Regions from separate parts of the Homo sapiens genome. Here region 1 is linked to region 2. Evidence: read pairs that join two places in POLR2A ChIA-PET (ENCODE). Cell type or tissue: PC-9. All regions are shown on one strand. Each heading gives the region's core, and the rest is flanking DNA. Links, peaks and the distances in the headings are about the cores only. Region 1 holds the start of LINC00173 (long intergenic non-protein coding RNA 173). Region 2 overlaps TESC-AS1 (TESC antisense RNA 1).

Region 1 (15,630 bases), core at 5,761-8,260, 600 kb after region 2:
ATAAAAGTGCAAAATTCCACCAGGAAGGGAAACAAAACAGTCTTGAGACAGCCATGTCTCAGAGGTGAAGATTGGAGGAGATTTTAATATAGGGTGTGAATTCCAATTCACATCTCTTCCAACGGGACCTCTTTCCGAAGTCCCGGGAACTAACATTCATCAACACCTCTGACATCCCAGAGGATCGCAACATTCCTGCCAAGGGTTATTACTCCCATTTCCCAGATGAAGAGATTGAGTCCCTGCAGCACGCAATTAGACAGTAGCAGAACCAGAATTTGAACTCTGATCCACCCCGATTCTGGGACCTGTGGAGCTCCAGGTACCGAGAGCTGGCTCTCGCCTGGGGCCTTGGAGTCTGGGTAGCTGGATGCTGGGAGAGGCTGCGGAGGTAAGGGCCCAGGGGCTGAGGTTGCAGCGGCTGCCCGGGAATGCGGCCCTTGCACGCCCACTTTTTAACACAGTGCCATCCCTGACAGACACCCTTGTCCTTTTCCTGTGCTGCCCTTCGTAACACCATAAATAAAGCCTTAGAGTAACGTGACCTGAGCCAGGCAGTAAATGATGGCACTGTCAGTTGTACACGACTGTTGAAACAAACACAGACTGTAATCATCGTGCTGTACGGGGAGAAAGACATTTGGCAAATGAGATTCCATTTTCACATTGGTTTGTGCTGAGCATATAAATTTCCTGCGGGCCGGCCAGCATTGGGGATGTGTAATTGATTGCCTGCATTATAATAAACAAGCTGTGACAGGTGATCATTCATCATATTCCGCTGAACGTTCCAGCACACCAGAAAACGGAGGAAGAGAGGGAACGCGCGAGCAAGGGGAGAGGAGAGGAGGAACCTGGGGGAGGGGAGGGGGTCGGAAAGACCGAGTATTCCCGACAGACAGAAAAACCAGGGGAGGGGCGGGGGAGGGAATCCGCTGAGCGGGCGGGGGAAAGTGAAAGCAATTACTATAATTCTTTTGATTATCTAATTTGTTCTTTCTGGCCTTCGTTATATGACCCTCCCCCCCTCCCCCCACTCCAACATAGAAGGTCCCCCACGGGGACTTGGGAAGGCACAGAGAACGCTCCCTCCACGATCGAGGGAAGGAAGGGGGGAGGCAGGTGGGGGAGGGGCCGCGTCTAGTTGTAACCGGAGTAGATACATTCGGGAAAACCTGGGGGGAGAAGGAGGAGGAGGAGGGGAGGAGCGTGTGCAGGACTTAGCTTTGCTCTTGCACTGAGATGCCTCCAGTCGGATGGATAGGAACCAGCCTCTTTAAATACATTTTTTTAAAGGGTGTCTGAAAAACAAGTGAAAAGTTCCTTTTATTGGAGAAAAAGGACAGCATCCAAGTTGGCATCAGATGTGGTTCCACAAGCCTGTCATATGGTGCTCTCATTCCTCCCCCTCGCTCCCTCCGCCCCGCCCCAGCTCCCACCTCCCCACCCCCACTGCAGCCCCAGCCTCTCTGTCTCTCTCTCTGTGCCCTTGGCCCGGGGCTGGGGGTCGAACAGCAACTGCTGGGAAGCACCCTCCTCTCCAGGAGCTCCCACCTAGACAGACAGAAGGCGGAGGTACACTGGCATATGAAGGACAGAAAGACAAATGCAGAGCTCTCGAGCCAGCACACGCATTAAATAAGTACTTACATTATGCAAAAGCCAAGGGCCTCAACAAGGGGGTGAATGAAGAAGGGGGACAAGGAGGGCTGCGTCCCAGACTAGTTTCCCCAGCTCTCACCCTGCCAATTTCCAGCCCCCGCCTCCCTATCCCGCAAGCGTCCTCCCATTCCCTCCCTGGTACCAAGCGCTTAGAGCAGGTGGGAGCCTCGGACCCAGAAGGCTGGGAGCTGAGGAGGCGTGGCTTGCGCTAACATCGGGGGCGGGGCCTGGCTGGGGCTTAGTCGGGGCGGGGCCCACGCCGGAGGGGGCGGGGCGAGCACAGAAGAAAGAGCGTTAGGGGCTCCTTTGCCACTCGTTGCACGCTGCTTCCCAGAGTCTTCTGCTATTTCATCGTAGCCTTAACAACTGGAATCTGTCGCCTTCGAGATGTTCCTAAAGTCACTGCTTTGGGAGAATCTGTTCAAGGGACCTGCTTTCCAAAAGCAATGACATCAGCCCAGCAACGTGATCTGTGTTGTCCTTGAAGGATTAACAACTCATTTGGGTCTCCCAAGAGCCCTAGGAGGTAGCCAGGGCAGGTGCTGTTGTCCCCGTCTCACAACGACCTATGAAGTGCATGTTGGGGCCTTGATTTTACAGGGGAAGGAACACAGGCACAAAGAAACGAAGTTACTCTCTCGGGATCTGGCAATGAAAAAGTCAAAATTTGAAGCCAGGGGTCTTCTGACCTGTTCTTCAGCATCCCTATGAGAACATATACTTTCTCCCTCCAACACTCTCCTCCCATCCATAAGTGCATACAGGTGCTGAATAGGAGGGGCAGAGTTGAGTCTATATTGAATGATTGTGCATCCAGATCCTCACTAAGCCCTCTTGGTTTTGCCTGACACACGTGGCTCACTGTGTGCCCCCTGGTCCAGGCCACCTGCATCTTCCTCCTGGACCACTGTCCCCGCCTCATCACTGGCCTTCCTCTTAATGCTGTTCTCACTCCCATCCACTACCCACCAGCAGCCATGATGATCAATGATGGTCACCATCCATACCCTGTATCAACTGTCTCTCTAGCGCCATCTTTTTTTTTTTTTTTTTTTTTTTTTTAAAGACATGGTCTCCCTCTGTTGCCCAGGCTGGAGTGCAGCAGTGTGATCGTAGCTCACTGCAGCCTTGAATTCCTGGACACAAGCAATCCTCCTGCCTCAGCTTCTTGAGTAGCTGGGACCACAGGTGCTTGCCCCCATGCCCAGCTAATTTTTATTTTTATTTCTGTAGAGATCAAATCTCATCATGTTGCCCAGACTAGTCTTGAACTCCTGGCCTCAAGCTTCCCCAGTTGCTGGGGATTACAGGTGTGAGCTGCCACACCTCTTGCCTTAGCTTCCCCAGTTGCTGGGATTACAGGTGTGAGCTGCCACCATCTTTTTTTTTTTTTTATTTGTTTGTTTTGTTTTGTTTTTTGGAGGCAGAGTCTCATTCTGTCATCCAGGATGGAGTGCAGTGGCATGATCTTGGCTCACTGTAACCTCTGTCTCCCAGGTTCAAGTGATTCTCCTGCCTCAGCCTCCCGAGTAGCTGGGATTACAGGTGCCTGCCACCACGCCTGGCTAATTTTTGTATTTTTAGTAGAGACAGGGTTTCACCATGTTGGCCAAGCTGGTCTTGAACTCCTGACCTCAGGTGATCCACCCACCTTGGCCTCCCAGACTGCTGGGATTACAGGGGTGAGCCACCATGCCTGGCCAGGTCCAGAAGTTTTCCATCACCCCAAACAGAATCTCGGTACCCATTAGCAGTCACTTCCCATTCTTCCCTCCCGTTGGCCCCTGGCAGCTGCCAATCTGCTCTCTGTCTCTATGGATTGCCTGTTCTGGATATTTCATGTAAGTGGAATCCTACGATATATAATCTTTGTGTCTGCTTCTCCCACTCAGCATCATGTGTTCAAGGCTCATCCATGCTGTAGCGCATGCCAGTGCTTCCTTTCTTCTTATGGCTCAGTGCTGTTCCATTGCCTGGATGGACCACATTTTGTTGATCCATTCACTGGCTAGGGGTCATTTGGGTTGTTTCCACCTTTTGGCTATTGTGAATAGTGCTCTATGAACAATTGTGGGTAAGTTTTCATTTGAATATTTGCATTTATTTATTTGTTTATTTATCTATCTATCTATTTATGTTTTGGAGACAGAGTCTCCCTCTGTTCCCCAGGCTGGAATTCAGTGGCGCAATCTCGGCTCACTGCAACCTCTGCCTCCCGGGTTCAAGCGATTCTCCTGCCTCAGCCCCCCGAGTAGCTGGGATTACAGGAGTGCGCCATCACGCCTGGCTAATTTTTGTATTTTCGGTAGAGAAGGGGTTTTGTCACGTTGGCCAGGCTGGTCTCGAACTCCTGACCTCAGTCAGGACCTCAACTCCTGATTCCCCTGCCTTGGCCTCCCAAAGTGCTGGGATTACAGGTGTGAGCCACCGCGCCTGGCCTGAACCTTTGTTTTCAATTGTTTGGGGTACATACTTAGGAATGGAACTGCTAGGTTCTGCAGTAACTCTGTGTTTAGCTTGTCAAAGAACCGCCACACTATTTTCCTCAGTGACTGCCCATTTTACATTTTCACCAGCAGTGCACCAGGGCTCCAATTTTTTACATCCTTGCCAACCAACACTTGTTATTTTCTGTTAAAAAAAAAAGTTTGCGCCGGGCACAGTGGCTCACGCCTGTAATCCCAGCACTCTGGGAGGCCAAGCGGGGTGGATTGCCTGAGGTCAGGAGTTCGAGACCAGCTTGACCAATATGGTGAAGCCCCGTCTTTACTAAAAATACAAAAATTAGCTGGGCGTGGTAGCGTGTGCCTGTAGTCCCAGCTACTTGGGAGGCTGAGGCAGGAGAATTTGCTTGACCCTGGGAGATGGAGATTGCAGTGAGCCGAGATTGTGCCACTGCACTCCAGCCTGGGCAACAGAGCAACACTCTGTCTCAAAATAATAGTAACAATAATAATGTTTGCCATCCCAGTGGGTGTGCCTAGCTCCATCTTTTAGATGAGATGGGGTGAGTTCAGGGTCCATATGGCCATAGACTAGATCCATCTTATACTTCTCTCCCCTTCCTTCTTGCTACTCTGGACTTTCATATCCCCAAATTGCCCCTCCGTCCTACCATGGACCTTGGCTTACGCAGTGCCTTCCTCCTTCCCATCCTCCCACTGGGTTCTGTCCACTTGTACCCCAAGGCTACCTCAGATCCTCCTCTGACAATGATCTGTCCCCCAGCCTTCCTTTCACAGCTCCGAATTTGGTTGTAATTTTACATTTCCTTTTGCAATTACTGATTAATGTCCATCTTCTTGACCTGACTACAGCCTTCCCCTAGGAAGGGACCATTCTGCTTTTGCCACCCACTGTGTCCCCAGCACTTAGCACAGTCCCTGGTAGAGACTTTGGGGAGTGCAGTGACACAATCATAGCTACTGCAGCCTTGACCTCCGGGGCTCATAACATCTTCCCCCCTCAGCCTCCCAAGTAGCTGGGACTACAGGAACACACGACCATGCTTGGTTAATTTATTTTTATTTTAATTTTTTTGTAGAGATGGAGTCTCACTATGTTGCCCAGACTGGTCTGGTACTCCTAACCTCAAGCAGTCCTCCTGCCTCAACCTCCCAAAGCACTGGGATTACAGGCCTGAGCCACCGCACCCAGCCCCAGTTCTAAGATGTTAACCACATGTAAGCCTCGGGGAGAATCTCAGGCCCTGGCCCACTTCAATAAATATTTGGTGAATTAATGCATAAGCAATGAATGAGATCCAAGTGTGGATCCTATGACCTTATGAATTTTCCTTTTCTTTTTTTCACTGATCAGTGGCACTAGCAGGCCTCAATAAGTTAGGAACTAAAAAACCTGCTTCAGGCTGGGCACTGTGGCTCATGCCTGTAATCCTAGCACTTTGGGAATCCAAGGTGGGTGGATCACCTGAGGTCAAGAGTTCAAGACCAGCCTGGCCAACATGGTGAAATCTCATCTCTACTAAAAATACAAAAATTAGCTGGGCGTGATGGTGGGCACCTGTAGTCCCAGCTACTCAGGAGGCTGAGGCAGGAGAATCACTTGAACCCGGGAGATGGAGGTTGCAGTGAGCCGAGATTGCACCATTGCACTCCAGCCTGGGCGACAGAGCAAAAACTCTGTCTCAAAAACAAAAAAACCTGCTTCAGCCATAAGGAATTTGGAAACGGATGGCATTCTAATTGCAGAATTAATACTCACTAATGTCTCCCTCTGGAACCAGGGTGAATCTGGCACCGGATTCTGAGTCTTGCTTGGGAATTGTGTTGATTCTGCCTTGCAGTGCTGCTGAAACTCTAGGAACCTTGAAATATATTTGCTTGGTGTAAACATGACCTCAGCGTGACAGGATGATCCTTGTGTTTGCCAAGCCATTAATTTTTATGTGATAACGACGACCACAACAAACTGCTTTTCGCCCACATTTTGAGTTGTTCTTAAGGTCAGGTCTGTGGGATTGTGTGAGACAAAAACCTTATAAACTAGAATGTAGCGGTGAGTTCTCTGTGTTTACAGCCCTGCTCCTACACACGGCTCCAAAGAGCTGAAAATAGAGGATTAAAAATTCATGCAGCTACTTTCTTCCAAGGAACTCCAAATGCTTCTGACAATCTTTATCCTGCAAAGTCATGAGTGGTCAGATGCCCATCCCAAGGACAGGGAAACAGAGGCCCAGAGATAATGACGGGACTTTGCCAGGCCCCTCTACCCCTGCTAATGGAGCAACAGGCTCAGATGAAGAGCCCCTCCCACCTATGTTTCTAGCCCATGCACTCTCCATTAGCCTGATTAAGACAATTGATTTATTCATTCTTAGTGGTTGAGATGGAAAAAAAAAAAAGAAACCAACATGCCATTTGTGTGATATAAATATCTCTGGAAAAAGCTAAAAAACATTGTGTCATACATATTTTCTTAATACCACAGTCAATCACATGTGTCTGTCCAAGTGCCATAGTCCATCAACCCAAGAGTGGGGGATGGGGGTGTTTGGGGGTGGGGATAATGGAGGGGACAGACTCAGCAGAGTCTCAGCTCCAGAATCCTCAGCCACTGCATGGCAAATGTTGCCACTGACTAAAGCTATGCTGGCTGTTCATTTTCCATTACCTATTGCCTTTGAAGAACCTTCTAGAAGTCTTAGAAACTTGATGTTGGGCAGAAAAATGATAGGCAGGGATGCAAAGGTGCTGGGACACCCACTCAACCGGCCAGTTCCCAAAGAAAAAGATGGAGGTTGTCACTTTCTCACTCAGTGTGCCCCATGGACTCACAGAAGGATTTAGATCACAGCGTGGTTCCTCTTCCTCCAACCCTACACCCCCATCATCAAAGAGCCTTTAATCCTGATGATTCACCTGTTAGGAATTTAGCCCAAGGAAATAATTAAAGACATATAAAAAGATTTAGTTACAGGATGTTCGTCATGACATGTAGATTACGGTGAAAGATTAGAAGCAACCTCCATGTCCAACCAACCAAAGGTGATGGCTATGTAAGTTGTGGAGTTCCTCCTTTAAAATTCTGCTCAGATCTCCAAAGAAAAAAGACTGGAAGGAAATTAACCAAGAGAATCACAGAGTTTGTTTTGAGTCTGGAAATATGAGTAAATTTTTTTTTTCCTGGAGTAAGTCCTTGTTTTGGATGTTCTATTCAAAACCAACTTAAATTTGGCTCCAATTGGAAACTTTATGACATCAGGAGGATTGAGATATCATAAAAGGAACAGGAAGGGGCACTCCATGAGGGAACCACATGTAAAGGTCTGAAGGGAAGTCGGGGCAGAGAGGAAACAGCCTCGCTGGAATGGAGGATTTCCACTGCTGTGTGCTGGGATGCATGTCAGAGAGATTTGTAGGCTGTGCACAGACTGTGTATTTTTTGAAAGCCAAGGAGAGGAAGGCACATTAGATATGATAGGCAACTGGGAGCCAGTATAGATTCTTGAACAAGAAAAGACAAATCCAGTTCCAAGGGAGACTAAGAAGAGACAGTCCAAGAAGAGAAAGTGCAGGGGACGAATCTGGTGGTGTCATAATTCTTTTATGGAAGGATCTGACTTTATTGGTTTTAGGGGTAAATGTTTCTGGAGAATCCTAGAACTCTAAATCTGCAAGAAATCTTGAGGTTGCTCTCGTTTTAGGGATAGAACAACCGCAGTCCAAAGAGTTACATCTTCCAGTCATAAGGCAAAATGGCAGCCAAGTTGGTACTGATCACTATCAGTCCTTATTCCTACCCGAGACCAGCTTGTCTCTCTGTTGCCTTCCATCCCAATTCTAAGATTTTTTTTATTTTTCCAGAGACAGGGTCTTGCTTTGTCACACAGGCTGGAGTGCATGGGCACAATCATAGCTCACTGCAGCCTTGAAGTCCTGGGCTCGTGGCATCCTCCCACCTCAGCCTCCCAAGTAGCTGGGACTACAGGAACACATAACCATGCCTGGCTAATTCATTTTATTTTATTTTTATAATTTTGTAGGGACAGAGTCTCACTCTGTTGCCTAGGCTGGTCTGAAACTCCTTGCCTCAAGCAGTCCTCCTGCCTCAACCTCCCAAAGCACTGGGATTACAGTCCTGAGCCGCTGCACCTGGCCCCAATTCTAAGATGTTAACCACATGTAAGCCTTCCAGGAGAACCTCAGACCCTGGTCCACTTCCTGGAGTCCCACCTAAAACTCCATTTTTCCATTCATTTATTTATTCATGTAACACTGAGACCCGAACATTCAAAGACAGACATGCTAATAGTTAGGGTGGAGTGGAAGGGAGATAATGATGGCACACAGTAGGTGTTCAATAAATATTTGTGGAAAGAAAGAGTCAAGGAGGGAAGAAGAGTCCCTGCCCTCAAATAGCTCAAAATGTAATTTGAGAACAGACACAAGTGTTTATATGGGATGCAAGCCGTGCTTTCAGAGGGATATGAGCCCAGGTTCTGCAGGCCCAGGCAAGACACTTCACAGAACCAAACAAAAAAAGTTGACTTTCAACTTCTTTTATTTATTATTATTATGATTTGAGACAGAGTCTTGCTCTGTTACCCAGGCTGGAGTACAGTGCCACGATCTTGGCTCACTGCAACCTCTGCCTCCTGCGTTCAAACTATCCTCCCACCTCAGCCTCCATGTAGCTGGGATTACAGGTGTGCACCATGACACCCGGCTAATTTTTGTATTTTTAGTTGTGGCAGGGGTTTCACCATGTTGGCCAGGCTGGTGTCGAACTCCTGACCTCAAGTGATCTGCCTGCTTCGGCCTCCCAAAGTGCTGGGATTACAGGCATGAGCCACCGTGCCTGGCCCCAACTTCTTTTATAAAAAAGTATTTAACTCAACTAACATTTATGGAGCCCCTACCATGGGCCGGATTGGGGATTAAAATTTCTGCTTTTTCCCCATGGGTTATGCATTAAATCCAAAATGGGTAGGCGATCCCTAGAGAAAAGACAGAGAAGGAGAAAGGAAGAAGGAGGAAAAAATACAAAGTCGTCAGGCTCCCAGAAAAAACAGATGATGCTAGTTTCTCTGAACAATTTTGGACTTCTTTTTCCAACTCCAGCCACCTCATTTGCTTTTCCTTTTGCCCATGGACTCCAAGGTCCGTGGCTCTGGTCTACGGGGGAAGGGCCAGGCATGAGCTACATGGAATCAGACACCCAGAGGCCTCCTCTCCATCTCCCTTTTCCAGTTATTCAGCGTCCTCAGGCCATTTCAATTTTACGTTGCCAAGTGAACATAAATCAAGGGGCCGCCCAGTCTCCTAAAGAAACACTGTGGGACTTCGCAGAGCCTTTCCCAGGGTGTGCACCGGGAAAGAAGGAGAAAGAGGACTAAGCAGAAAGTTACATGTGGCTCCTTTAATCACCAGGTAGAAAGAGAGAGGAGAAAGTTCAAACAGAGCCCCTGCAAGCGGCGCCGGGAAGCCAGCTCTGAGCTCCACTGTTCAAGCAACTGCTGTTGGCATCACAGAGGTTTGTCTTGGCCCAAACCCGTCCCGGGAAACACAGAGACGCTCATGCACTTGGAATTCGCTCCCTTAATGATTCACTCAGCAACTCGGCACAATTACAAAAAGAAGGTGAAAGAAAGGAAGGGAGAAAAGAAGAAAAGAAAAAGAGAGAAGGAAGGAAGGAAGGAAGAGAGGGAGGGAGGGAGGGAAAGAGGGAAGGGATAGAGGGGAGGGACTGAGGGAGGGAGGGAAAGAAAGAGAGGAAGGGAGGGAAAGAAGGAAGGAAAAGAAAGGGAGAAAGGAGAGAGAAGGATGGAAGGAGAAAGAAAGAAAAAGAAAAGAAAGAAAGAGAGAAAGAAAAGGAAGAAGGAAAGAAAGAGGGAGGGAGGAAGGAAGGGAAGGAAAGAGAGAAAAAGAACAAAAGAGAAGGAAGGAAGAAAGAAAAGAGAGAAAGAGAAAGAAAGGAAAAATCGCCACACCACTGGCTGAAGGTGCCCTCTCCCAAATTCCTGGGGCATGACTCAAGTTGGGGCCGGGGATGGGGAGCAAGAGACAAATTTTCTGAGAGCTCCCATGAGGGGACGCTACCAGCTGTGAGCTGATTGCAAGTGAGAACAAAGCAGCAGCGATCTGCAAAGGTCTAACTCAAATGCTGTCTGTTGCACTCCACGAGCTTTGGAGAGAGGTACTAGATAAAACAATGAAGTAAGGGGTGTTGCCAAATAGTCGCCTTACGTTGAGTGCTCATCATATGCCAATGGTGTATCCACATGTTCCATCTCTTATCTCGCAGAGTCCTCACAGCAAACCCAGGAGCAGGGTCTTCAGCCCCATTGCACAGGTGACAGAGCTGAGACCTGACCCATTCCTAACCTGCCCAAGGACACACAGCTAAATAGCCAGGGGGTTCCGAATGTGAAGTTAGGTCTCCTGTGACTCTGTGATATGCCCTTGACCACTCTGCCCTCCAGCCTTCATTTACGGCTCAATTCCCAAATGCCACCACCAGGAATTTGACATATACCCGTAACCTCCCCAATGACATGGAAAAACTGAGCAGCCATTCACTCAATCATGGAAAATTTAAGACCCAAGGCGCGTCCTTCCCAGCTCGGTTACTGAGATGCTCAGCAGCCCTCGGTGCTAGTAAGAAGGGCACACTGGGGCGAAATGCCACTCGATGAACAGGAGCCCTAACATGAAGTCCTCGGACCCTTGCACAGGTAGAATTCAGGGGTCCATAAATTTAACCCGGGAAAAAAATGACATCTTTATTTGCACTAACTTCTCTTTTTTTTTTTTTTTTTTTGAGACAGTTTCACTCTTTGCCCAGGCCAGAGTGCAATGGCACGATCTCAGCTCATTGCAACCTCCACCTCCCAGGTTCAAGTGATTCTCCTGCCTCAGCCTCCCAAGTAGCTGGGATTACAGGTGCGTGCTACCACACCTGGCTAATTTTTGTATTTTTAGTAGAGATGGGGTTTCATCATGTTGGCCAGGCTGGTCTCGAAGTCCTGACCTCAGGTGATCCACCCATCTCAGCTTCCCAAAGTGCTGGGATTACAGACATGAGCCACCGTGCCTGGCTTTGCACTAACTTCTGATCAAATGGCAACATTGTCTTCTATTAGGAATGTAAGTGACAAACTGCCGTGGTATCAGCAGTACCTGTGACTTTGGCACCCATACAAATCACAGATGTGTGTGTATCACCATCAATTGCTGCAGATATATCAAAATATTGTTGTGCTCCTTACTCCTTGGAAGTTACAGTAGTAGATAGACCAGGGTTAGATCTTGCTACTTAGTGGATAATAAATAAGCTTACCTGTTACTATTTTACAACGTTGGTTTTTAATATTTCAGTATCGTTATTACCGTCTAAGTGATTTCCTTGGCAATCAGGTCAGGAGTTCGACACCAGCCTGGCCAACATGGTGAAACCCCTGCCACTACTAAAAATACAAAAATTAGCTGGGCATGGTGGCACATGCCTGTAATCCCAGCTACCCAGGAGGCTGAGGCAGGAGAATCACTTGAACCTGGGAGACGGAGGTTGCAGTGAGCCAAAATCACACCATCGCGCTCCAGCCTGGGAGACAGAGCAAGACTTTGTCAAAAAAAAAAAAAGAAAAAAAAAAGGAAGGAGAGGAGAAAAGAAAAGAAGAAAGAAAAGCACGATTCTAAAAAGTTCTATCAAATTGCCCAAGGGATTTATGGTCTGTACCTGGGAAACTTTGAGGTGAGGCCTCTACTCTGTTTTTTGTTTTGTTTTGTTTTTGAGACGGAGTCTCACACTGTTGCCCAGGGTGGAGTGCAGTGGTGCAATCTCTGCTCACTGCAACCTCTGCCTCCTGGGTTCAAGCAGTTCTCCTGCCTCAGCCTCCCAAGTAGCTGGGATTACAGGCGCCTGCTGCCACACCCAGCTAATGTTTTGTGTTTTTAGTGGAGACAGGATTTCACTATGTTGGCCAGGCTGGTCTTGAACCCCTGACCTCGTGATCCACCCACCTCGGCCTCCCAAAGTGCTAGAATTACAGGCGTGAGCCACCGCGCCCGGCTAGGCCTCTACTCTGGAAGTTTGCAGCAAAATTAGGGAACAAGACAAATGTATTCATCAATATGTAAAATGCAATCATAAATGTCAAACAGGCCATGTGCGGTGGCTCACACCTGTAATCCCAGCACTTTGGGAGGCTGAGGCAGGTGGATTACTTGAGCCCAGGAGTTTGAAACCAGCCTGGGCAACGTGACAAGATCCCGTCTCTACAAAAAGTACAAACATTAGCTGGACATGGTGGTGCATGCCTGTAGTCCCAGGTACTCGGGAAGCTGAGGTGGGAGGATCGCTTGAGCCCGGGAAGTGGAGGCTGCAGTGAGCTGAGATCATGCCACTGCATTCCAGCCTGGGGGACAGAGCAAAACCCTGTCTCAACAAAAACAAAACAAACAAACAAAAAAAGTCAAAGAAAGAGTGAGCTCTTTCAAGACAGGGACTGCATTTTTTAAAAAAAACTCTTGTATCCATAGTACCCCAAACTGCCAACAATCAATAGCAGTATGTTGCCAAAAAGTAATGCCAAATGCATCTCAAATCATCTCAATTTATACTTCTGGCTACTTACAAGCTGAGTGATCTTGAGAGAGTGACAATTACCTTGGCATGCCTCGATTTCCTCATCTGGAAGATGGGCTTAACAAAATCTCTTTCTCAACATTGTCGACACAATCAAATGAGATCAAGGGTGTGAACTCGCCTAGCATAGTCCTGGGCTCTGCACGGGTGCACAGCCAAGGTCAGCTCAGTCTGATGGTGGACTTGCGTTTGGTTTTGTCTTCCTGGAGACCAGAGGCTATTTTCTCAGTTCTTTGGGAAGTGGGGAAATGGGGGTGAGATTTTTGCTTGTTATTATTATTTTTTATTTTTATTTTTATTTTTGAGATGGAGTCTCACTCCGTTGCCCAGGCTGGAGTGCAGTGGTGCAATGTTGGCTCACTGCAACCTCCACCTCCTGGGTTCAGGCAATTCTCCTGCCTCAGCCTCTCGAGTAGCTGGGATTACAGGCATGCGCCACCATACCTGGCTATTTTTTTTGTATTTTTAGTAGAGGTAAGGTTTCACCATGTTGGCCAGGCTGGTCTCAAACTCCTGACCTCAGGTGATCCTCCCACCTCAGCCTCCCAAAGTGCTGGGATCACAGGTGTGAAGCACCATGCCCTGCCTGTTATTATTATTTTTTAAATTAAAAGTTAGATTGAACAGAAAATTGCCTTTTCTGAGACATTTCATCTGACAGGGTCTATGTTTGAGCTCACATCTTATCAAGATAATCAGAATGCCCCATGGTGTCTGGACTGCATCTCTGACCCAGTTAGTGTTCTTTCTAGCGTCTTCTGTGTTACAGACTGGTTTGGAAGAGCTCAAGTTCCCAAAATGCTCCTGTGGCCCTCAGACCTTCCTTCCCTGGGGGACCAGCCCCTAGAAACCTGCAGACTCCATCCCTGGGGTGGCAGCGAGTCACCCTGGGAGAACCTGCATCGGATTTCACCGCTGACAAATTGACCAAAGTGGGTCTGTGTGCACCTTTGCAGGCCCCTCTGATAGCCCTGATCTCTGCACTACCTCTATGAAGACAGCATTGTCTCCCCTCCATTGTCACACATGGAGACCGGGCGGGGTGGGTGGAGGAAGATCTGGACGCTCAGGTCCTTGGCCACCTGCCCTGCCGCATGCCAGGGTGTGATGATCCAGGATTGGAGAATGCCTGCCTTGTCTTGCCAGAGACTGCTTCACCGCTCTCTCGCTCACACATTTGCTCGGAAGATGCCTGCGTCTGTGAGGGCTGGTGAAGACCTGGAACAGCCTTTGAAGGTATCCAGCCAACTGAATTTAATTAAACTGCAGTTCCAGAAGCCAGCAGCATTTTCTTAAGAAAGCAATACAACTTCTAAAAGTCCCCCGATGCTCCCGTGCCGCCCATTTCCTGTGCTTCAGACTACGTCATAAAACTGTCCATGGGGCAGTTTCCTTTGATGATGGATCCAGTTGACAAGTTTTTTTTTTTTTTAGCAAGCATCACAGCCTCTTCTTTCTTAAGTGAGGAATGCCACATTTGTTCTTGCTTCCCCAAGCTGAAGTTATGGGACCTTGATCTTTTCTATGTGGTTTCTTGGATGGCTCATCTTGGAGAGTCACGCTTTCACCAGCCCGAGATCAGGGTAGCATCACAGCAGGAGCCAAATGTTGATTGCATTACTGCACTAAGTAAGATAAAGTGGTGGCCGAGGAATACTTCTGCTTCCAAACATGCCTTTCAGTCATTCAGTCTGCAATTATTGAACCCTTAATACGTGCTAGGGGCTAGGGATAGAATGGTGAACAGGACACCGTAGCTACAATCTTTACCATGTTTTCTATGATCAAGGGAGAGATAGATAATAAATACATAAGCAAATTAAGACATAAAACAGTTACAGATTGTTATACGTGCTAAAAAGAAACAGATGGCTAGAGAATAGTGGAGGGATATTCTTAGATAAAGTCAAAGAAGATCTCTCTGAGAAAGTGACATTCAAGATGAGAGCTGAAGGATGAGACGGAGCCAGCCCTGGGAACAGCCAGGGCTAGAATCTTCCAAGGCAGGAGGAACAGCAAGTGCAAAGGCCCTGGGGAGGGGAAAGCTTGGCAAGCGCTAGGAACTGACAGAAGGTCAGGGTTGCTGGAGTGTAATGAACAAGAAAGGCAGTGGCAAGAGAGAGGAGAGACAGAGAGGCATGGAGGGGTCCCTGCTGAGCCACAGAGATCGCTATGAAGAGTGTGGATTTTGGCCAGGTGCGGTGGCTCATGCCTGTAATCCCAGCGCTTTGGGAGGCCGAGGTGGACAGATCACTTGAGGTCAGGAGTTCGAGACCATCCTGGCCAACTTGGTGAAACCCCGTCTCTAGTATAAATCAAAAAATTAGCTTGGCGCGGTGGTGGTGACCTGTAATCCCAGGTACTTGGGAGGCTGAGGCAGGAGAATTGCTTGAACCTGGGAGGCAGACGTGGCAGGGAGCCGAGATGCCACTGTACTCCAGCCTGGGCAACAGAGTGAAACTCCATCTCAAAATAAATAAATAAATAAATAAGAGTGTGGATTTTACTCTAGGTCGGGGGGAAGGGGAACTGAAATTCACATAGGAACCACCTATGAATCACCTCCACCTATGAAGCTGTGGAATGAATAAATGATTTAGAAATAGTCTTCCATTTGCAAGCTTAGGCATCCAAGTCTTCGGCAATTGCATCCCTCTCTGATCCCCCTCCAGGACTCCTTACCTCTGTCACCCCGTGGGGCTTTTTGCATATATGCCTGTAAATGGTTATCAGAAGACCCTGGCTGAGGTCCTCTAGAGCTGCTGCACTGCCTAACTCCAGGGCGGTAGCAGTGGTCTCACTGTGTTCTCTGTCAGTGACACTCTTTGGCATGCAACATAGACTTGGATGAAATGGTGC
Region 2 (15,630 bases), core at 4,808-7,307:
AAACGCAAGCTCCACCTGAGCAGTAGTATTGGGAACAGCTGCTCTCTGTTCTTGCTCACTGGTTGACCATTGGTATCTTATCTTTCAGTGCCTTTTAATGTACCCACCTTTCTTGGTGCCAGGAGCTGTAGTAAATGCAGAAGTACATTTCTGTCACTTATAAGGGCTAAAATGTATGTTCCAAAGACTTTTTTTGATATGTAATCTTTGCTTATTATATTGACTTGACCCACCCCAGATCTCCTAAAATCTGTTACTAAAAATAAGGTCAGGTATGGTTGCTCACGCCTGTAATCTCAGCAGTTTGGGAGGCGGAAGCGGGCAGATCGCCTGAGGTCAGGAGTTCGAGACCAGCCTGGCCAACATGGTGAAACCCCGTCTCTAGTAAAAATACAAAAAATTAGCCAGGCATGGTGGCAGGCGCCTGTAATCCCAGCTACTGGGGAGGGTGAGGCAAGGAGAATCGCTTGAACCCAGGAGGCAGAGGTTGCAGTGAGTCAAGATCGTGCCATTGCACTCCAGCCTGGGAGACAAAGCGAGACTCCATCTCAAAAAAAAAAAAAAAAAAAGAAAATGCATTACAAGACATCCTAGGTAATGACTACTTTTTTTGTTTGTTTGTTTTGAGACAGAGTCTTGCCCTGTCACCCAGGCTGGAGTGTAGTGACATGATCTCGGCTCACTGCAACCTCCGCCTCCTGGGTTCAAGCGATATTCCTGCTCAGCCTCCTGAGTAGCTGGGATTACAGGCGTGTGCCACCATGCCAGGCTAATTTTTGTATTTTTAGTAGAGATGGGGTTTCACCACGTTGGCCAGGCTGGTCTTGAAGTCCTCACCTCATGTGATCCACCTGCCTCAGCCTTCCAAAGTGCTGGGATTATAGGCATAAGCCACCGCACCTGGCAGTAATGACTACTTTTGTATGGAACTATTTACTCGATAGTTGCCACAAAATTAGAGAACTGGGCCAGGCATGGTGACTCACACCTGTAACTCCAATGCTGTGGGAGGCCGAAGCGAGTGGTTCTCTTGAGGCCAAGAGTTTGAGACTAGACTGGGCAATATAGTGAGACCCCCATCTCTACAAAAAATATTTTAAAATTAGGCGGTGTGGTGGCAGCCACCTGTAATCCCAGCTATTCAGGAGCAGAGGCAGGAGGGAGGATCGCTCGAGCCCAGGAGTTTGAGGCACGGTGAGCCATGATCACACCACTGCACTCCAGCCTAGGTGGCAGAGCGAGACAAAAAAAAGATTAGAGAATTTGAAAGCCCTTTAACCATCAACTGCTAGAGCATCCATTCCTGATATGTTACATGTACAAGTAAGAAGGCCCAGAGAGGTTAAGTGACTTGATTGGCCAATGTCTGAGAACTGGGTCCCAGCCTGGGCCTTTGGCTTTGACCACAGGGGTGTTTCTGTTGCCCCAGATTGCTTTCTGTGTAGGGTTCTCTTGTCCTACAGAAAATGTCTTGCTAACAATATCATCCTTTAATGATTCAAAGCCTGTTCTTTTATTATTTATTTTATTTTATTTTTATTTTTATTTATTTTTTTTGAGACAGGGTCTTGCTCTGTCACCCCAGCAGGAATGCAGTGGCACCATCAAGCCTCACTGAAGCCTCAAACTCCTGGGTTGAAGTGATCCTCCTGCCTCATCCTCCTGAGGAGCTGGGACCACAGGCATGTGCCACCATGCCCAGCTACTTTTTAAATTTTTTTTTTTTTTGTAAACATGGGGTTTCGCCGTGTTTCCCAGGCTGGTCTCAAACTCCTGGGCTCAAGTGATTCACCAGCCTCAGCCTCCCAAAGTGCTAGGATTACAGACGTGAGACACCATGCCCTGCCAAGCTTTGTTATTTCTTTCTCACTAACTGTACATGGCAGCCTCCTGGCCAGTTACAGCACTGTCTCTTGTCAATCACATTTACTTTGTAGAAGGAAAGCGAGGAAATGTTATCCTTCACCATCTCAGTAACGTGTGCTCTTGAAGTTTGGGGGAAACCTATTCTAAGCCTACAAAGACTTCTGAAGGAAGTTGCTTCTGAAAATACGATTTCCTCTGAAGCCGGGGTTGGCACACTTTTTCTGTAAAGGGCCAGACAGTGCGTATTTTGGGCTTTGCGGGCCATATGGTTTCTGTTGCAGTGACTCAGCTCTGCCATTGTAGCGGGAAAGCAGCCACAGGCAATACGAGCGAGTTCCTTAAACCTTTATGTCCAGAGCCAGGCCGTGGATTGGGTTAGGCTCACAGGCTGTAGTGTCCTCACCCCTACTGTAAAGTTCATTTAAACAGTGCTCTTTTAATAGACGTCTAAGCAACATCAAAACATTGAAAAAAAATAGTGTAGTGGAAACCAAGATACCCACCAAGACTCAGCAGTTGTTCTGTTTTATCTCCCTCTTAGTGTATGTGTGCTTTTTCCCTGAACCATTCAAAAATGTCTCAAGCAGCTTGAAACTTCTTCCTACATATTTCAGCATGCATCTCCTAAGAACAGGGGCACTTCCCTACCTAAGCACAGTATCAATCATACCTAAGAAAATAGTGATGCAAAAAGTGCATCCTAAATAAGACGAAATTGGATGTTGAGGATCAACCAGTTTTATCATAGAACCTTACAGCACTTCAATTTTCTGAATACCACCGTGTTCATAGCTGAAATCAATAGGGTAGAAGCTGTCAAAGAAAAAGGCAGGTAAGGCCGGGCACAGTGGCTCATGCCTGTAATCCCAGCACTTTGGGAGACCGAGGCAGGTGGATCACCTGAGGTCAGGAGTTCGAGACCAGCCTGACCAACATGGTGAAACCCCACCTGCACTAAAAATACAAAATTAGCCAGGTGTGGTGCCGCATGCCTGTAATCCCCAGCTACTTGGGAGGTTGAGGCAGGAGAATCACTTGAACCCGGGAGGCAGAGGTTGCAGTGAACCGAGATCGTACCATTGCACTCCAGCCTGGGCAACGAGCAAAACTCTGTCTCAAAAAAAAAAAAAAAAGAAAGAAAGAAAAGAAAAAAAAGGAAAAGACAGCTAAAAATCACTCAACGCTAAATCCATTTGCCCAAGGCAAACCCTGCAACTGCCTGACAAAATATCTGCTGTTGCAGGTAAGCTGGGGTTCCAAAATGTTCTCTTGCTACAGATATAAAATTTGGTAGAAACAAATTTTTTTTTTTAATTTGAGATAGGGTCTTGTTCTCTTGCCCAGGTTGGAGTGTGGTGGTGCAATCTTGGCTCATTGCAGCCTTGACTTCTCTGGCTCAGGTGATTCTCCCATCTCAGCCTCCCAAGTAGCTGAGACTACTGGCACGCACCACCATGCCCGGCTAATTTTTTGTATTTTTAGTAGAGATGGGGTTTCGCCATGTTGCCCAGGCTAGTCTCAAACTCCTGGGCTCAAGTAGTCCTCCTGCCTTGGCTTCCCAAAGTGCTGGGATTACAGGCATGAGCCCCTGCGCCCAGCTGGAAACAATGTCTTTAAATCCTTTGCTTTAACAGGGAGGGGCATCATCCTTTTTAATCAAAGTTCAGTGGGAGCCCGCGGAATCAGCGTTTCGTCCCTGTCTTCCTTAGGTCAGTACTGGCTCCTTTATCCTCTACCCTCACAGAGTTGGGCAGACTAGGGGGATGGCAGAGTTCACTTATAAAGGCCCATACACAATCTTGCGGTTTCCTTACTTTATTTTTCTTTAAGAGACAGAGTTGGCCAGGCGCAGTGGCTCATGCCTGTAATCCCAGCACTCTGGGAGGCCGAGGGCGGGCAGATCACGAGGTCAGGAGATCGAGACCATCCTGGCTAACACGGTGAAACCCCGTCTCTACTAAAAAATACAAAAAAAAAAAAAAATTAGCTGGGCATGGTGGCCGGCGCCTGTAGTCCCAGCTACTTGGGAGGCTGAGGCAGGAGAATGGTGTGAACCCAGGAGGCAGAGCTTGCAGTGAGCCGAGATCGCGCCACTTGACTCCAGCCTGGGAGACAGAGTGAGACTCCATCTCAAAAAAAAAAAAAAAAGAGACAGAGAGAGTCTTACTCTGTTGCCCAGGCTGGAGTACAGTGGCATGATCATAGCTCATTACAACCTTGAACTCCTGGGCTCAAGTGATCCTTCCACCTCAGCCTGCCAAGTACCTGGGACTACAGGTGCCTGCCACCTCGCTTAGCTAATTTTTATTTATTTATTGTAGAGACAAGATCTCTCTATGTTGCCCAGGCTGGTCTCAAATTCCTGGGCTCAAGCAATCTTCTCACCTTGGCCTCCCACAATGCTGGGATTACAGGTGTGAGCCAGCATGCTGGGGCTTACTTTTTAAATTAATGGTATCTAAGACCTTGACTCAACAAACTGCAATGGCTAAGATAAATGATTTGGGCTGAGGTGTAAGAATAGCCCATCGGTTGGGCGCGGTGGCTCACGCCTGTAATCCCAGCACTTTGGGAAGTCGAGGCGGGCGGATCACCTGAGGTCAGGAGTTCAAGACCAGCTTGGCCAACATGGTGAAACCCCATCTCTACTTAAAAAATACAAAAATTAGCCGGGCGTGGCATCTTGCGCCTGTAATCCCAGCTACCCAGGAGGCTGAGGCAGGAGAATTGCTGGAACCTGGGAGGCAGAGGCTGCAGTGAGCTGAGATCGCGCCACTGCACTCCAGCCTGAGCGACAGAGTGAGACTCTGTCTCAAAAAAAAAAAAAAAAGCCCCTCTAAGTTCGCTCTGGGGGCTGTGATTTATTTCTATATGGGACAGGATTGTACTCAGCAACATCATCTGCAAAGAACATAACAGTCTCTCTTCTGCGCCTGCCTCATGGTGTGAATGAGCCAGTGCTGTACGAATGCATTGAAATGTCCATGCTCTCACCCCTAAGCCTCCTTTAAGCTTCTGCCCCTCTCAGCCCACTGAGGATGTGTAGCCATTGGTATGAGTGCCAACAGCTATTTCTTATAAGGAGCAAGCCAAGGCCAGGTGCGGTGGCTCATGCCTTTAATCCACCCACTTTGAGTGGATCTTTTTGAGCTCAGGAGTTTTAAGACCAGCCTAGGCAACATGGCAAAACCCCCTCTCTACAAAAAAATACAAAAAGTAGCTGGGTGTGGTGGCCCGCACCTTGTGGTCCCAGCTACTCGGGAGGCTGAGGCTGGATAATCGCTTGAACCCAGGAAGTGGAGGTTGCAGTGAGCCGAGATCGTGCCACTGCCCTCCAGCCTGAGTGACAGAGTGAGACTGTCTCGAAAAAAAAAAAAAAGAGAAAAGAAAGCCAGCCAGCTATGTCTCTTGTCATGCCCTGTTGAATGCTGTTGAACACCATCCTCCCACTTCTGGACTCAAGGAGCTTTGTTTTTTCTGAGCGCTGGATAACAGAAACAGAGACATCACACTCCTCCAAGAGCCTCCAGATTATAGAGACTTTAAGGCATCCGTCTTGAGAGATCAGAGTCTTATAAGGGCTGGAGATACTGTGTGCTGGGGCTTACCTGAGACTGTTCCTGAAACCTTCAGCTTAGCTCATTCACATTTGACTCCAGTTGGGCCAGTGCTCTCTCGGCTTGTGTGGCTGGCTCAGCTTGGGGCCACAGGTCTCTACAATGGTGTGTCTGCCCTGCCTTCAGGACCCATATCCCAAAATGTGGAAAACACCATCGGCAGCTTCAGAACCAAATGTAACTCTCCTCTCAAGTGTGAAATAATCCCATTCAGGTGGTGAGTGACTTGGAATCGAGGTGGCCAAGGTGTCATGGAGTAGCCATTTAGACCATAGCAGCTTGGGGGAACAAGGAGCTCATCCAACCCCATTTGCTTGGGTCTGTCATTCCAATGAGGCTTCTGCTGTAGGGAAAGCCTTGCTGTTCTTTCCCACAGACCTCAGAGGCATGTCAGTTACCACCTCCCAAGGTCAGCATTCATACCCTGCTCCTGCCTGAGCTGGAGCCGCTGACATAATCAGCAGGCAAACCCTTCTGGAATGTTAGATGAAGTCACCTTTACCTTCCTGTGACAGGACACCCTTTGCCAAAAAGCACAAAACATTCCACTCTGTGTAAAGCTCATGCTGTTCTGACCCCTTCTTCTGTGCCAGCCGCATATACCTGGAATTCTCCACTTTACAACTGAGGAAACCAGGGCCCAGAGAAGTTGAGTAACTTGCCCAAGGCAGCACAGCTTAACATGGTGAAACCCCATCTCTACTAAAAATACAAAAATTAGCCAGGCGTGGTGGTGTGTACCTGTAATCCCAGCTACTCAGGAGGCTAAGGCAGGAGAATTGCTTGGACCCAGGAGGCAGAGGTTGCAGTGAGCTGAGATTGCACCCCTGCACTCAAGCCTGGGCAACAGAGTGAGACTCCGTCTCAAAAACAAAACAAAAGACAGCACAGCTACTGAATAACAAGGCCCAGATCACAACCCAGCTCAGCCTGACTCCAAAACCCAAGCTGCTTTTTACAACTCCCCTGGTTGAGTTTGCTTTAATCCTCATCTCCCTGGAAACAGCTAGAAGAAGGCAGTCCTCCCCTGTAGAGATGTCTATGGTTTTCAGTGATCTTGCTTATGACAGAGTTGCAGCAGGTAGAGTTTGGTTGAGTTGTGAAACTCAGAGGGGTAAGCTCAGGGCAAACTTTGTGCCATTGTGTCAGCATGGTTTATTCGTGTGAATACTATCATTTTGCCTTTGAAGGAATTAGAAGCTGACAGGCAAAAATCTTCAGAGGATCGCCTGTTGAATTCTTGGTTTCTCAAGATGGTGACTCATATATATACGTGTGTTTGTATTTATCAACAGCTAACATAGATGTGTGACACATAACATTTATATGTAACATATATCATGTATATATTATACACATGTATATGTATATGTATATACACGTGTAACAATAGAACGTATATGTTGTGTAACATACATGTTATGTACATGTAATGTGTAAAATATAGCATTATGTTATGCATAGCATGTATCTATAACATTATACATACATAAAATGTGCATGTAACATCACACATTACATATATAGTCACATTAAACATGTTACATGCCATGCATATGTCACATGTGTATGTCACATATTACATAAATGTGCATATAGCATTTATATTACGTATATGTCACATGTTCTACACACATTACATATTGCATGTCATACATGTATTATGTTCTGCATATACATTGCACATGTTCTGTGTAATATGTATATAACGCATGTATGTAACGTGTATATTGCAAATGTTCTGCATGTAACATCACATATATATGTTGTGCATGTACCATATAGCCTATGTTGTGCATATGACGTGTGTATGCATGATTCTGAAAGGCATAACATGCATATGACGTGCAGCATGTCATCTTGACACATTTCATGTCACTTCTGCAACATGACATGTTTGTGACATAGGTGCTCTGTGACATGTTTATGACATGCATGTTGTGCTTTGTGACCCACATGTGGCTTTCAACATGATGTGACATGCATGACATACACGACATGCCTGCAACATGTGACATGCAAAAATGCATGCAACATATGACACACTTGCAATATACTAGTGACGTCCATGTGCCATTTAATACTTATGACATGCTGACATGTGACATGTCAGTGACATGCTTAGTACAGGAGGCATTCTTGTGAATTGCACCAAGCTAATATGCTAACTACATGTAGCATTCTTGCAAAATGTGACAGGACAGAACAGGTGACAGATTAGACAGGTGACGTCAGAGTGATGGGTAACAACAGGTGATGAGTCACAGGTGACAGGTTGACAATGACAGGTGACATTGACATGTAACAGGTGACTGACAGGTGGCATGAGTCAGGTGACAGGTTGACAGTGACAGATGAGTGACATGACGTGACAGGTGACAATGACGTGACAGGTGACAATGACGTGACAGGTGACAGGTGACTAACTTGACAGGTGATGACATGGCATTGACAGGTGACAGTGACATGGCAGATGATGTGACAGCAGGTGATGTGACAGGTGATATGTGACAGGGAAATGTGACAGGTGATGTGACAGGTGACATGACAGTGAAATGTGACGTGACAGTGACATGTGATGTGACAGTGACATAAGTGACATGGCAGTGACAGGTGACAGGTGATGTGGCAGGTGTCACAGATGTGACAGGTGATGGGTGATATGTAACAGGTGATGGACAGTGGTGATGTGGCAGGTGATGTGACAGTGACATGTGATGTGACATGACAGTGACAGTGATGTGACTGGTGACAGTGACAGGTAACCATAATGTGAATGGTGACAGGTAACACATGACAGTGGTGGCAGTGACAGGTGACAGTGCATGACTGGTGACAGGTCCAGTGACAGGTGACAGTAACAGGTAACAGGTGACATGCTAAGATGTGTGCCACATGTCCATTACATGCCATAGTCATTCCTATTACATGTCACTGACAGAGAAATGACTTGTATGCCCATCACATGCTATGGTCATGCCTGTTACATGCCACTGACCTGCAAAGATATTGTATACCTATTACATGGTATTGTCATGCATGTTACACACCACTGACATGCCTATTGCATGGTAGTAACGTGAAGGCATAGCTATTGGGGTCCCTATAACATGTCTTTTATATGCCACTAACATACGAATGTATGGCTATTAGTGCCATGCTCATGCCATTTACATACCAGGGATATGCGAAGACATGCCTATTACATGCGATTGTCATGCATATTTATGTGCCACTGACGTGATGATATGCATATCACGTGCCAATGACAGGCTATCATTTATGTTACCGCTGCTGACAAAATATGTATGTCACATGCTTATCACACACTATGGCCATGCCTGTTTTATGTGCTCATACCCACTACATCCTAAAGACACGCCTGTTACATGCTACTGACATGCCAGGACATGGCAAGTACATACCCATTGCATCCTATGGTCATGCCTATTACATGCCACCGACATGGCTATTGCATTCTAGCTACATTTGAAGACGTGGCTGTTGTATGCTAGGGACATTTGAAGACATGTCTATTGTATGCTATGGTGATGCCTATTACATGTCAAGGATGTGACACCAATGTGCTAAGGCATGCTTCATAATGCCACAGGCATGCTTTTTACATGCCAGTTACATACCAAGGACATGTGAGAGCAAGCGTATTGCATGTTATGGTCACGCTTATTTACATGACACTAGCATGCACATTACATGCCACTCACGTTAAGGCATGCCTATCATGTGGCAATTACGTGCCACTGTCATGCATATTACATGGTAGCATTCTCATACGTGTGTTACATGCTTTTATATAGTATTGTCAGGCTTATTTTTACTATGATCATACCTATTACATGCTAAGGGCATGCTTGTTATGTGCTACTGACATGATAGGACCTGCCAATTACATGCCCATTGATTGCATCCTATGGTCATGCCTACACACCACTGACATGCTACATTTGTATTACGTGCTTGTAACATGGTCATGCCTGTTGCATGTTTATTATACACCAAGCACATGTGTGACATGCTAAGGATTTATGACGTGTGCATGCCAAGTACATGTGACATGAATGTGCCTATTTGAACATGCCTGTGACATGTGATGTGCAAAGGACATGCCTATTACATGCTGATATGCTTACTGCATGCTGAAAATATGGTAAGGAAATGCTAAGGACATGACAGGTGACAGTGACATGTGACAGTTACAGATGACAGTGATAGGAGACAGTGACAGATGACAGCAACATTACATGTGACAGTGACGTGACCATATGACAGGTCGTGACATTTAACAGGTGACTTGTGACAGTGACATATGACAGTGCAGGAGACAGGTACATGTGACAGTGACATTACATGTGACAGTGACTCAGGACAGTGCTGTGTGACAGTGACGAGTCACATGTGACATTTGACAGGTGACATGACTAACGTGACAGTGACATTACATGTGATAGGTGACAGTGCCATTTGACAGGTGACATCCTAAAACATGTTAAGGACATGCTTACTGCATGCCAAGGGCAGAACGTTGCAAGAACATACACAGTACATGCTAAGGGCATGTACATCACGTGCTAAGGACATACCCCTTACATAATAAGGATGTCTCTTACATGTCAGGAACATGTGGCATGCTTATGTGTTGAAGCCATGGCAAAAGCATGCTGATGGCCTGCTTTTTACATGTTAAAGATGTGCTTACTACATGGCCATGCCAATGACGTGACATACCAATGACATGATATGTTTGTTGCATGCCAAGGACATGCAAATGACCCGTGACGTTAGTGATGTGACAGGTGACAGGTGTCAGGACAGATGAGTGATGTGACATGATAGGCGACATGACAGTGACGTGACAACAGGTGATGGTTCAGGTAATAGGTGACATGCAACAGGTGGCAGTGACAGACAACAGGTGACAGTGACATGTGACATGACTGACAGGTGACGTGACAGGTGACAGTCGTGACAGTTTATAACAATGTCATATATCAATACCTAATATTTCCTCTGCAGCTGGGTCTTCCATTTCTTTCTCTTAATTACTCATTGAAATCGTTGAGCACCATTTACCATTTGTTAATCACTTTAATTCGCTCCCCAGCTTGGAGCTGGGGGTGGACATGTTGCTGCTGAACAGAAGGGCTGGTTCCGGGTCTTAGATGTGTAGGTTTGTAATGTGTGGAGTGGCAGCCCTGAAGTGAGCCATGTAGGAGGGGGCAGAAGTCCCCTGACAGTACTGTGTAACCAGTAATAGAGACAAACAGATGGCCCAGGGTGAGGGAGAGCAAGGGAACAACATTTTGTAGTTTAGTAGTGAGAGATGCTGCGAATTGTCACTGTCTAGGCAGTATATATTCGGCATGAGTCACCCTCAGTCTCGGCTGCACAGCAACCCCAGGCGAATAGCATCTCTAATCTTAAAAGCTCATTAAGCTCTGGCTGTTTGCACCCTGCCTGGAAAAGCCTCTGTTGAACAGGGAGCACCAAGAGAGCGAGGAAGGAGCCAGTGGCTGCACGAGATGGCCCAGGTATCCTGCCAGCAGGTCGCACACCTAGGCTCTTCCCCACCAAGGAAGAGCACCTGTTCCTATTTGGGAAAGAGAGAGAGGAGAGTGGTAATTTTCCATTTTCCTTTCTTGAGTGAGTCATACGAAAGCAAAATGTGTTCCCAGCTTGTGTTACTACTTCTGTCATTGCTGGGCTGCACAGATCAAAGGCTGGGGGAGATGTGTCTCCCCTCCCAACCCCTTGATCTATTCTTTTCAAGATTCACTTCCCTCTCCCTGCTTCAGAAGCCTCGTATCTGTCTGGAGCCCACTGGTTTGCCTGGAGATGGTCTGCTGTCCTTTCATTTTAAATTAAAATGCCCCTGCCTCTTGGTGGCCCAGTGAGGTGTGGGGGTTCAGGATGGGATATGAGGTGTTTGGCCATGCCTTACTGCCTTGGTGGAATGTGCCAGCAATCCACAAGAACACAGCAGGCTGGGAGAGGGGCCATGGCTTCAGAAATACTGCCTTGGGGCTATTGTTTGTAGACCAAACCTGGACTCTCCTCCTGCTGCCCATGGATCAGGACCAGCTATGCCCACGTAGGCCTAGAACCATCCAGGTTGCGAGCAACTTGCCATTTCTACATTGGTGGCTGTTTCTAACACCGGAGGAGGTTGACTCACTGAGTAGACTGGCAGGGTCTTAGGAAGGAAATCAGTTATTTGGCCTCACACTCTGGCAAATGCCCTAAGGGAGTCCGTTGAGTTCCTGAATGCAGATAAAACTCTTTCTCGTTCATCAAAATGAGCCCTGGGGCTCACCCCTTCTCTCACCCTTCAAGGTTCATCCATCACCTTGTCCTGCTCTAGGGACCACACTGGACCTCTGTGCCTCCCCACTGCCACCACCCTGGTCCAAGCCACCACTGTCTCTTGCCTTGGCAAGTTCACCTGCCTCCTACCTGGTTTTTCTAAAATCTGTATCTCTTGGAATGACTCCCTTGCTTGATGGCTTCCTGTTGCCCTTAGAACAAAGTCCAAACTTTTAAGCACAGTGTATTACCCTCCTGCACACAGACTCTGCCTCTGCCACAAGTTAGAGGCTCCCTGACTTCCCTACACCCTCCTGCCTCTGGGCCATTGCACAGGCTGTTTCCTTTGCCTGGAACTCACTCTACCTACATTCATATTTTTTGAGCTCCTACCAAGTGCATAGCAGTATGCTAGGTGCATGGAACATATAAAAGACACCCAGGCTATGTAGCCATGTTGGGCATGTAACGGTAATGGAGTCATATTGTATTAGTCCGTTTCATGCTGCTAATAAAGACATACCTGAGACCGGGTAACTTGGAAAGAGGTTTAATAGACTCACAGTTCCATATGGCTAGGGAGGCCTCACAATCATGGTGGAAGATGAAGGAAGAGCAAAGGGACGTCTTACATGGCAGCAGGAAAGAGAGCTTGTGCAGGGGAACTCCCATTTATAAAACCATCAGATCTCATGAGACTTATTCACTATCACGAGAGCAGTGTGGGGGAACTGCCTTCATGATTCAATTATCTCCACCCAGCCCTGCACTCGACACAAGGATTATTGCAATTCAAGGTGAGATTTTGGTGGGGACACAGCCAAACCATATCACATATTTACCACACACAGTGAGCCCAGCACGTGCCAGGCACTTCACATATATATCTCTCATCCTCCCAGCAGCCCCGCAGGGTAAGTGCTACTATGTTATTCTCACGTTAGAGATAGGGGAATCAAGGCCCAAAGAAAGGCAGCTCAGATAACGGAGAATGATGGTGGGAACACACTACCTCTCTGCGTTTAGCACAGTGCTTCTCAAAGTCTCTTCCTAGACCAACTGCAATCACCTGAGAACTCGTCAGGAATGCAGATTTCTGAACCCAGCCCCACTGAATCAGAAGCTCCGGTGCTGGAGCTCAGTGACATGTATTTTAATAAGTCCTCCAAGGGCTTCTGAGAGACACACTCAAGTCTGGGAACCACTCAGTCATGAGGTATTTTATATACAAATGGTTTGATTTGTCAGCATGGGGTACTGGTGGCCTTAATGGCTTTCCATTTTTAAAAAAAAATTTAAAAAAACCAACTACAGTGCTGATGAGATTATAGTGAGATTGTAAACCCTAATTATAGTGAGATTTCAAGGCCCCTTTCCCCTCCACGTAGGGTGGTATTCTCAAAGCCCGGATTCCCTGGATCTGATGACAGGGACACTATGTTGCCCAGGGTGGCCTCCTGGGCTCAGATGATCCTCCTGCCTCAGTTTCAGGAGTAGCCGGGACTACAGGTGAGCACCACCACATTCAGCTCTCAAAGCCTTTTGTGAAAGATTATTCAGGGGATACTTTATAGTTTTTTAAAAATATGTATTTATTTATTTTTTATTTTATTTTTGAGATGGAGTCTCACTCTGTCGTCCAGGCTGGAATGCAGTGGCGTGATCTTGGCTCACTGCAAGCTCCGCCTCCTGGGTTCACACCATTCTCCTGCCTCAGCCTCCCGAGTAGCTGGGACTACAGGTGCCCGCCACCACACCTGGCTAATTTTTTGTATTTTTAGTAGAGACGGGGTTTCACCGTGTTAGCCAGGATGGTCTCGATCTCCTGACCTCGTGATCCGCCCGCCTTGGCCTCCCAAAGTGCTGGGATTCCAGGCATGAGCCACCGTGCCCAGCCTTTTAAAGGGTTTTTTAAAGCCACTTCAATAAATTCCCTTAAATACTTTAAGTATACTAATGAATTTAATATATTTGATTTCTTCTTAAGCACTTTTCAGAACCTTCCTAAGTACTTCATTATGAATTTTTATACATCTAATAAATTGAACTTTAAATATGCAAATTTTAAGTTCTCTTAAAGAGTAGTGTTCTGTTTACAAACTTAATATTAAGTTCTCATATAACTTCCAGCTTAAAATCTGGCTGACACAACAATGTGAATATACTTACTACCACCGAACTGCACACTTGAAAATGGTTAAGATGGTCAGTTTTATGTTATGTATATTTTACCACAATTTACAAAAATATCTGGCCATAACTGATTACTCAATTCATTTGAAATTGGAATCACAAGGCCTTTCTGTTAGACGATGCCAAATTCTCTTAAACATTTCAAACCCTTAAAATAGAAAAGTATACCAATATACGTAGATTACTTTTCAATATAATACAGGACCAAAAAAAAAAAAAAAAGGAAGCTATGACTTTGCATTACTTCATCCTTTCTGTACTTAATGCTAAACCTTCTGGGGTTAAAGATTCTGACTAAGGAATACACTGTGCCATCCTGAGAAACTTGGCGGTGCCCACCAAGTACACAACGCTGCAAATTGCTACTTGGCCAGGAAGGAAGAATGGATTTTTTTCAAGGACCTCAGCTGAGCCCTAATTATAGTCACTGTGCTGATGGCAGATATCAAGGCCCTTTCTCCCTCCATGTGGGGCAGTACTCTCAAAGTCCAGATTCCCTGGGTCTGATGACAGAAATCCTAATTCTTCCCTATTGTGAATCTCAGGCCTCCCTTTTCCTCTTAGCCTTACCAGTGAATGTGCCATCTGCCTTTACTGCTTCCTTCTCTCCTGACTTCTTCCCCCACCACCTCCGCAAAGGACATGACCCATAGATACATTGTTCCATAGCACCCGCAGATCCTGCAGCCCCCGGCTTCCTGTTACTCTTACTCTTGTAGCATTTCAGAGAAGGAAAAGGCTGCTGAGTTGAGGACAGTGGGAGATTTCCAAAAAGGAGAACTTAAAAACTGGCCTTTGTAGGATGCACCAACAGGAGAGGGGGGAAAAGTGAGGTGAAGGGAATTCATTCTAGTCTGATGAATAAATTACTAGCCCAGGCATACTGTTTGCTTTCCCCTGCCTTCCCCCCCACTTTTTGAGATGGAGTCTTGGTCTGTCCCCCAGGCTGGAGTGCAGTGGCGCGATCTTGGCTCACTGCAAACTCCGCCTCCCGGGTTCAAGCCATTCTCCTGTCTCAGCCTTTCGAGTAGCTGGGATTACAAGTGCCCACCACCATGCCTGGCAAGTTTTTATATTTTTAGTAGAGACGGGGTTTCACCATGTTAGCCAGGCTGGTCTCGAACTCCTGACCTCAAGTGATCCACCTGCCTTGGTCTCCCAAAGTGCCGGGATTATAGGCGTGAGCCACCGCGCCCAGCCTCCCCTGCCTTCTGAGCAGGATGCACCCCTCTGTCGATTGCATCACATTGGAGCTCCTCCTCTTACATTGTCTGGTAGGGGCCTGGCAAGGAAGTGTTAACACGAGAAATGGAGATCTCCTATTCCTGACTCCCTCCTGGAACCAGCACGTCACTCCAGGCCCCCAGAGGCATTGGCCCTCCTGTGAATTCAACCAAGCGTGGTGTCCCATAGCAAATATGGAAAACGCCTGGAAAAAGCCACCAGATGGTGCTTCTCCATGCCAAGTGAGTGGCTCCACAATGACTAGGGGTGGGTGGGTGGTGAGGGGGAGGAGAAGAAACATCAGGTTCAGCAGTTACCCTGCTGGAACACCTGCTCGGGGAGGACATCAGAAGAACCTCAACGTCCATCAGTGGGGTAAGGGGACATTTATGCACATAAACAACCAGCT

Evidence for each region. ChIA-PET counts read pairs that join two places held together with the same protein. Peaks named below come from ENCODE experiments on the same cell type or tissue, not always from the same donor. Only the 100,000 strongest peaks of a DNase experiment are listed, where the experiment ranks them.
Region 1: POLR2A ChIA-PET joins it to region 2 with 5 read pairs; 1 of 35 experiments calls an interaction of 5 or more read pairs at or near these places.

The regions. Positions count from the first base shown.
Region 1 is chr12:116,519,637-116,535,266 of GRCh38, reverse strand. LINC02457 (long intergenic non-protein coding RNA 2457) reads right to left here. Exons shown (of 3, transcript XR_001749339.3): 3 at 13,353-15,630. LINC00173 (long intergenic non-protein coding RNA 173) reads right to left here and starts at 1,832. Exons shown (of 3, transcript NR_027346.1): 1 at 1,651-1,832. RefSeq lists enhancers at 1-457, 6,272-7,471 and silencers at 1,866-1,915, 1,820-2,021. In PC-9, for the core only: no CTCF peak of the experiment used is centred there; DNase peaks (open chromatin) are centred at 6,026 and 7,056; H3K27ac peaks cover 1,649 bases.
Region 2 is chr12:117,120,683-117,136,312 of GRCh38, reverse strand. The region is part of intron 2 of TESC-AS1 (TESC antisense RNA 1); the gene reads right to left. LOC105370010 (a long non-coding RNA gene) reads left to right here and starts at 15,276. Exons shown (of 4, transcript XR_945398.3): 1 at 15,276-15,463. In PC-9, for the core only: no CTCF peak of the experiment used is centred there; a DNase peak (open chromatin) is centred at 5,982.